Linked DNA regions of Mus musculus: region 1 is linked to region 2. Evidence: chromatin loops called from intact Hi-C (ENCODE). Cell type or tissue: left cerebral cortex. All regions are shown on one strand. Region 1 overlaps Pdxk (pyridoxal (pyridoxine, vitamin B6) kinase). Region 2 holds the start of Gm30400 (predicted gene, 30400).

Evidence for each region. A loop is a pair of places that touch in the nucleus more often than their neighbours do. Peaks named below come from ENCODE experiments on the same cell type or tissue, not always from the same donor. Only the 100,000 strongest peaks of a DNase experiment are listed, where the experiment ranks them.
Region 1: it touches region 2 in a loop (2.4-fold over the local background); 1 of 42 quality-filtered maps calls a loop at or near these places.

Annotation. Positions count from the first base shown.
Region 1 is chr10:78,459,527-78,463,526 of GRCm38, reverse strand. The region is part of intron 1 of Pdxk (pyridoxal (pyridoxine, vitamin B6) kinase); the gene reads left to right. Among named protein-coding and RNA genes, the nearest start is that of Pdxk, 3.4 kb to the left of the region's middle. In left cerebral cortex, CTCF peaks have their summits at 1,537 and 3,883 (motif pointing right); no DNase peak of the experiment used is centred here; H3K4me3 peaks cover 437 bases; H3K27ac peaks cover 1,638 bases.
Region 2 is chr10:78,744,102-78,748,101 of GRCm38, reverse strand. Ccdc105 (coiled-coil domain containing 105) reads left to right here. Exons shown (of 7, transcript NM_027630.1): 7 at 805-1,178. The coding sequence ends at 1,053. Gm30400 (predicted gene, 30400) reads right to left here and starts at 972. Exons shown (of 5, transcript NR_155762.1): 1 at 814-972. In left cerebral cortex, a CTCF peak has its summit at 2,070 (motif pointing right); DNase peaks (open chromatin) are centred at 519, 749 and 915; H3K4me3 peaks cover 1,142 bases; H3K27ac peaks cover 465 bases.

The sequences.
Region 1 (4,000 bases), 280 kb after region 2:
TTTGCTCTCTAGCTTAAGGGGCCAGGATTGGGGTAACAAGGTCATTGAAGTAAGACTGTACTAAGGAGCCGGGTGTGGTGGCACATGCCTTTAATCCCAGCACTTGGGAGTCAAAGACAGGCGGATTTCTGAGTTCAAGGCCAACCTGGTCTACAGAGTGAGTTCCAGGACAGCCAGGGCTACACAGAGAAACCCTTTCTCAAAAAAAGACTGTACTAAGGAGCAAAGGGGCAGAGTCCTGAAGGAGGGACAGCCAGGGAGGGCGGGGCCAGGCTGAGCTTCATGCAGTTCCCTCACCTTGGGCAGAGGTGTGCCGGCTTCTGAGACCCCGTGTCCTGCGTTGCTTGCCTCTTCCACTTGCTGGTACTCTTCCTTCACCCAGCACACTGTCCCTGGGTCCCCTGGTCCTCTGTCCTCTAGACTGCACCAAGGGCTCAGTGTCCTTATTCAGGTTGAAGATATGGGGTTCCAACTGCTCAAGGGAGGGGATCCCTTCCCCTTCTCTCATTCCTCCTCCCTTTTTATTGAATTTCTCATCATGCTCCCCAATCCCACTCATCTCTCCCCCTGTACCCACCCTTTCAACCTCCCTCCCCCCAACAGTGGAAAAAAAGAAGGGCAAACAATCTCGTTGTGGAAGCTGTAGTGAGTCCCACAGTGTATCCTTATGTCCACACCGACTTTGCTTGTAAACGTTCATTGCAATGAGTCTGTCAGGTACAGGGAGGGCCTCTGCTACACCATCCATACTGAAACCACACTGGGACTCCCCTCAGATTCCCCATTGTTGCCCTGTGTCATAGAGATCCTGTAGTTTTGATCTATGGGACCGGCTCCATCACACACTCCAGCAGCTCATGGATGGGGTAGATGCTAAGGTGGGCCAATTCAAAGCCCTGGATCTGGGCCTGAGAGGTACCTGAGCTGGTCAGCCCACTATACCCACACCACGGAGGTGAGCTATTTTTCCCTGCCCTAGCTGACCCATCCAACAGAGCAGCCAGCAAGGAGGAGGGCTCTCCTGCCTTCAGCTATGGCTCTGTTGTGCTGTCCAGGAGAGATGCAGGGCTGGCTCTCTCCTGGAGTGGAGCAAATGAGGGGTGTGGCTAGCTCTTCTGCTCTCAGGCACTGGGGATGGCTCACCTGCAACCCTTGTAACCAGAGCCAGCTCTATCATGCTGCCCAGGCAAGGTGCAGGGCCCACTCTCCTGAGTGTTACAGCCTGTGAGAGACAGGGCCAGTTCTTTTACTTTCATGACCCTGGGATCAGCTCTCCCTCCTGCCATAGGTGGCAAGGGACAAGGGATGGTAGGAGGGCATCTGTCTTAGGGTTTCGTTGCTGTAAAGGGACATGACCAAGGCAACCCTTAGAAAACATTTCATTGAGGCTGGCTTACATACAGTTTCAGAGGTTCAGTCCATTATCATGGGAGGAAGCATGGCAGCTTGCAAGCAGACATGGTACTGGCGGAGCCAAGAGTTCTACATCTTGATCCAAAGGTAGCAGAAGTTATTCCTCCGGCAGCCAGGGGGAGGTGCTCTTCTGCACTTGGTGGAGCTTGAACAGACCTCAAAGCCCATCTACACAGTGACACATTTGCTCTGCTCCAACGAGGCCACATCTATTCCGTCCAAAAAAGGCCACACCTCCTAATAGTGCCACCTCCTGTGTGCCAAGCATTGATACACATGAGTCCCTGGGGACCAGATGTATTCATACCACCACAGCATCTCTTTCCTTATCCCAGCCACTGCCCAGCAGACAAGTCAGGACTAGCTTTGCTGTGGTCATACCCTCAGGGTCGGCTCACCTGCAGCCCCCCACATCTAGGGCATGCTCTACTACACGCTGCCCATTGAGGGTACAGGGCCTTCTCTCCAGGGTTTTGCAGCAGGTAAGGGTCAGGGGAGGGGTCTTGAGAGGTGCTTACTGACCTAGGGACTCCATCCTGGTCCATGTGGACTCTTGGCAGTTCACCACACCTCTGTGCAGCCCTGGACAGGGGAAAGTAGAGATGGAGGACACTCCAACATGGAGAGGCTCAGTGAGCACAGTGGGGCTGGCACTGGCAGTGTCTATGGTGGCCTGGGGCCAGCACTCTCCAGTCTTTGAGGAGCTATTTCAAGAGGAACACCCCTGGGTCCAGAGCTGTGCTAGTGGAGGCAGGGTGTATATATTCTTACTGTACAACCTGGAGTGCAGATCTCATTCACATTACTGAATATGGGGAAGCAGAGCAAGAGAGAGGATAGCCAGGCAGTGGTGGCACACGCCTTTAATCCTAGCACTTGGGAGGCAGAGGCAGGCGGATTTCTGAGTTGGAGCCAGCCTGGTCTACAGAGTGGGTTCCAGGACAGCCAGGGCTATAGAGAAAAACCCTGTCTCGGAAAAAAAAGGGGGTGGGGTGGGGTGGAGGGAAGATGGAGAATGTAGCCTTGGGCTGGGACCCTGAAGTTTGTCCCAGTGCTAATCCTAGAGGACCTCTAGGCAGAGGAGTCCCCCCTGGGACTGACCCAGGTGTCTACAGGTTGCACCATCAGGTGGCTGTCCATTCATACCAGATGTTTCTGGGCTTCCCCTGCACCAAGCTGTTGATGAACTAGTACCAGGACTTCTAGCTAGAGTCCCTGGTTCTGGGCCTGGCTTCTGCCTGTGGCTGGGGAGCTGCCTCTAGCTTCTGCCGTGTGTCACAGACTGTGCCCCCCCCCCCCCCACCATCAGCCCTGGCTCCCCAAAGCTCCCTGCAGAGTCTCCCAGGCTCACCCTTCCGGTACCCCACAGGCAGCCAGGATAAACAAACTCTCCAAGGAGGCAGCAAAACCTTGCCCCACCCCTACACACACACACACACACACACACACACACACACACACACACCGTTTTCATTTCTGCTTCTGGCCCGGGGCCAGGCTATAATGGCCAAGGGTTTCATGTGACCAGAGCCACAGAAGGTGGCTACCAGGTGGAATAGTTCAAAGTTTGCAGAGAAGGGAGAGGGTAAAGGGACAGTGGGGACAGACTCCTGGTCTCCTGGTCTCCTGTCCCTCCCCCTTTCTCACTCGGCTCTGCCTCAGTGGAGCGCCTGGAAAGAGGGGATTTCCTGCCGTTTTGGCTCTAGTCTGTAGGTGGGCAGGGAAGGGAAGGGTGAAATCAAGTGTATCTTGTTGCCTGCTCCCATCTACCAGGCACCACCTTGTCTTGCTTCCTAGTTTTCTGTGGTTCTGAGGGCTGAGCCCAGGGCCTCGGGAGTGTTAACTAGCTAGACTGAGCTCTGCCCTAATCCTCTGTCCCCTCCCTTTTAAAACAATGTCTCATCTTGGAGGCCTGGCTGGCCTGGAAGTGACAGATCATCAACCACTAGTGTGGGGATTCATGATGTGTGCCACCATGCCCAGCTTCCCAATACCCTTGTTAAATACTGCCGGGGATAGAGCCCAGGACCCTTCCCATACATGAGTAAATACTCCCAGGTATACCTCCAACCCACTTCCTGCTGCAAGAGGGAAGCTTTATTATCTCAGGGGGTGTGTATACTTGTGTATGTGTATATGTGTATACTTGTGTATGTGTATATGTCTGAGTCCTATGTGTATCTGCAGAGCCTTCCTGGCACCATGATTTGCCATCATGTTCTCTCTTTTTAGATGTATTTTATTTTGTGTGTGCTTTGCCTGAATGTATATCTGTCCCTCCCATGCTTGCATGGTGCCAAAGGAAGTGGTGAGGCTCCATGTGGGTGCTGGGAATCGAACCCTGGTCCTTTGCAAGAATAACAAGTACTCGTAAACACTGAGCCAACTCTCTCCAGTCACCCCATCTCTCTCTCTCTCTCTTAAAGATTTATTATATCTAAGTATACTTAGCTGTTTTCAGACACACCAGAAGAGGGCATCAGATCTCCTACTGGGTGGTTGTGAGACACCATGTGGTTGCCGGGATTTGAACTCAGGACCTTCAGAAGAGCAGTCAGTGCTCTTAACCGCTGAGCCATCTCACCAG
Region 2 (4,000 bases):
TTTGCCACCACCCCCTCTGCCCCCTCCCCCCCAATAGCCCTGAAACTCTTAACATAAATTGCTCAAATGTGTTCTACATTCTTGGTGCGTGTTGCTGTAAGAACATCCCTCTCTCAGCTATCTCAGCCATTTAGTGTTTGTGTTTTGTTTTTCTCGCAAACCTGGCCCAGCTTCTTACCCCTGCAACAGAGATTTATCTTCTCAACTATGCTTTTTTTGCATGAGGGACCCTTTTCGGTGCACACCTGACCCCTGTATAGAATCCTGCCCGTCTTCACGTCTACTCTATGCTCCTGCCTGTCCCAAAAAAGCTGGGTTTGGCTTGCCAGTCCCCCAGCACTGCCCACTCTCTTCCCATCATGGCTCCTCCCCTTCCCAAAATCAAACAATTTTCCCCAGCCTATCTCTCCTCGGCTTGACCCCACTCTTCCCCAAAACCGCCCAACCTCTACCAATACGGCCCCTCCCTTCTCCCCAGTACAGCTCCGCCCCACTCCAGAACAGCTCCACCTCTCCCAAACAACGGACCTCCTAGCTCTGCTTTGACCCTCCCCAGAAAGACTTTGCCTAGCTCCACTACTTTCTAAAAGCCTCACCCCTCCCCAGACCTCCCACGCCCCTCCCAAGCACGGCAACGCCCCTTCTACATCAGCCCAGATCCCCCACAGACAGGTTCTTTTAAAGCACAGTCCCTCCACTGCAAGGATCTCCTTTGCCTCCTTAGCCAGGATATGCCCCTCCCAGCTCAACCTTCTCCAAGGCTCCGCCCTTCCCCATCAAAACCTCTGCTCCCTCCTTCTCCAGGGTACTGACCTGCTGACCCGCCACAACTTGCACATGGAAAAGAATTTAAAAGAGCTCCGTACAACACACGATAACCTCGCCTGGGGCCTCAACTGCAAAAAGATAGGGCACGATGTGGACTACGATGTGGTGCGTCTGCGCCTACGCCAGCGCCACCCGCACGTGTGCTATGAGCAAGCGCAGCGCCTGGTCAACGACTGGGACCCTCCCACACCAGCGCGCAGCCAAACCAATACCGCCTCCAAGTGACCTCAGCTTGCCTTGGTCTTGTGGGGCTGGAGCGGATACCCCCAGATACATGGCCCTCCCTCTGACTAACCTTCCCTCCAAACGCCCTCTATCAGAACTATAATTAAAATATATTCTCATTATTAGCCACCGACTGTATGTCAGTCACATCGCAAAACCTAGTGTCTCCTCGCAGTCAAATTATTAGGATTTCAATCTTAGCAGCTGGTTTCAAGCTGTGTGGCCTTGGGCAAATCACTGCCCTTCTCTGACCTCAGTCTCTCAAGCCTGTAAAATGAATATAACAGCACCTATCTTAAACGATTGTGATAATGGCAGATGAGTATGTCAGTAGAAGATCTGTAGCACGGTTGCTGCCTATCGTAACATAAACTGTTGTTATTAACATCCCCATGTTACAGGTGAGGAAACTGAGGCACAGAGAAGTTAAGCCTCTTACTCAAGCTTCATTCATGGCTACAGAGCCTGCCCTCTTAGCAGAGTGCTTCCGACCTCCACTTCTGTCTTCATCCCACAAAAAGCATCAGGCCCTGAAACTAAGCAGGTTGGAGCAGTGGGCACAGCTGACATGACCACTGCCCTTGTGAAGCTCACATTCCCAGCAGCCCATGTTCTTTTCGGAGAGACCCTCGAGTGGCCCTGTTCACATCCAGCTGTAGCTCAGTTCCGCCCTATGTGCTCTGGAAACCTTGAACACCATCAAAGAACTCTACTATCTGTTGTCCCTAGATACCAGGGCCTGAGATACACAGACAAAGAGGGGAGGGTGATTTTTGCAGTCTCACTTAGAATCTAAATCCATGGATTCAACCAGTGTCAACTTTAAAAGAGTCTCAGGACCCCTGGGGCTCGGACTTCTACATCAGCACCTGTCAGGCTCTTCCTGAAACCAATCTGGAAGGGATACACTCAGCCTAAGGGAATTGTGGGAAGTTTTTGTTTGCTTGCTTGCCATTTAATTATGCATACTTGTATTGGGAGGTCTGTGTGCAGTTGACCCCAGAGGCCAGAAGATGGCATCAGATCCCTAGAGCTGGAGTTATAGGGTGTTGTGATGCTGGGAGCTGAGCACTGAATCCCTACCCTCTGCCAAGAGCAGTACACACTCTTAACCACAAAGTCATCTCTCTAGCCCTCAATGCAAGGGAACTTAGTAAAGAAATGATGGTTGATCCTCACCAATCAGATTCCATATTTGTGCATGCCCTTCCTTGATAAGAGAAATTTGGTAATCAATGCTGATGTTTGTGAGATCATTTGCAGACAGTCACCAAGCGCTGAAAGTTTCCAGCCATTCTGACTCCACAGGCTCCTCTAGCAGGAACCAAGCAGGAGAGGCCCTTCCTCCTTGCTGCAGCATCCTAATTGAGAACACGTGTCCTCCTGGCAGTATATGTAGTGCCCCTGGTTTTGTACTTCTCAGGCTTTTGGTTAATGGTTACATTGTGTCAGATGCCCTCCAGTGCTTAGAGTGCTGAAACACTGTCCAAGGTCTCTGACACAAAAACGTCATGATGTGTCTTTAAAAAAAAAAAATACTGCAAGGTGTGTTGTCACAGGTCTGTCATCCAGCATTTGGGTGGGGGCAGGAGGATCAAGAGTTCAAGAGTACAGATTTATCCTCAGTTACACAGTAAGCCCAAGGTCAGCTAGGGCTATAAGAAACCTTCCCTTGAAAGAAAGAAAGAAAAAGAAAGGGGGGGCTGGGTTAATCAAAACATTTCTACCACCCCCTGTAAGGCCCAGAAAACACCGCAGAACACAGGATGGGAAGACTGTAAGAGTCAGAAGATGAGGTAAAGGGTTAGGGAATGCAATCACCAGGATAAGACAGTTGTCATGAACTCATACCAGCTGAGGCAGCCCGCATCTGAACCTATGCAAGACTAAGCCTGTCAACAGTCAGATATGAATCAGGGAGGGACTCATAGCACCCTACTCCTCCCTGATGAATAGTAGCTACTGATATATTCCTGGAGAAGGGGAGTCGGTGGCTTAAATGGAGTGCCCATTGATCAACCCACCAGGCTCCAGTGGATACATCTAATCCAGTGGTCACACAGATGTCCCTGGTTAAACTCAGTGGGTAACAAAACAAAAAGACATCAATCCACAAAGGCAATTGATAGGGGTGGGAGGGAGATGTAGGGTGGGTGGCTGGGTGGGTGACCAGAATGTATCATATACATGGATAAGATTGTCAAAGACAAAGGTGTCTCAATCAGGAAACTGAGGGCCCGAGTTCGGATCCCCAGCACCCAAATCACAGCCAGGCCTGTCAACTGAGTCTGTATCCTCAGAGCTGCATCTTCAAAGCTTATTGATCAATCTGTCTAACCAATCTGTATCAAAAATAAGATGCAGAGTGATAAAGGAAGCCATCTGATATCAACCTCTAGCCTCCATATACACACATGTGTGCATGAACCAATTATGTGTAAGCACAAGTACACACACAAAGCTTCATGTCCTATAAGCTTCATTCAGGCATGCATTACAATGTTGTTTACTATAAACATGTCAACAATATCCAAGTCCTAAATAAACTGCCTTTAAATAGAAGCTGAAAACAAGGTTGGGTGTGAATTATTTGATCAAGCTGTAGTCAGAAGTTTCATTTCCCAAAGGAACCGTGATTCCGCGCCACCGATTCCGTGCTCACAGGGGTTTTCTGAAGCATAGCTAAGATCCCTAATGACTGTGTTTACAAAGATGTGGGTTGTAAGCCAGAAGAAAGCCCATGACAGGGTGACCTGCTGTTAACTTCTGCAGTTTTCCTCAAGTGGGTCTCCAGGACCTGATTCAAGAAGCTGTTAGGAAGTCCTGCAGGGTGAACCCCACTGGCTGCTGTCCCCTACAGGTAGAACCACCTGTTTTTTAAGCTCCAGCACTTCCTTCTCTGAGCACAGGACTGCTTGTTGATTCTCAGAAACCATCCTCAGGGATG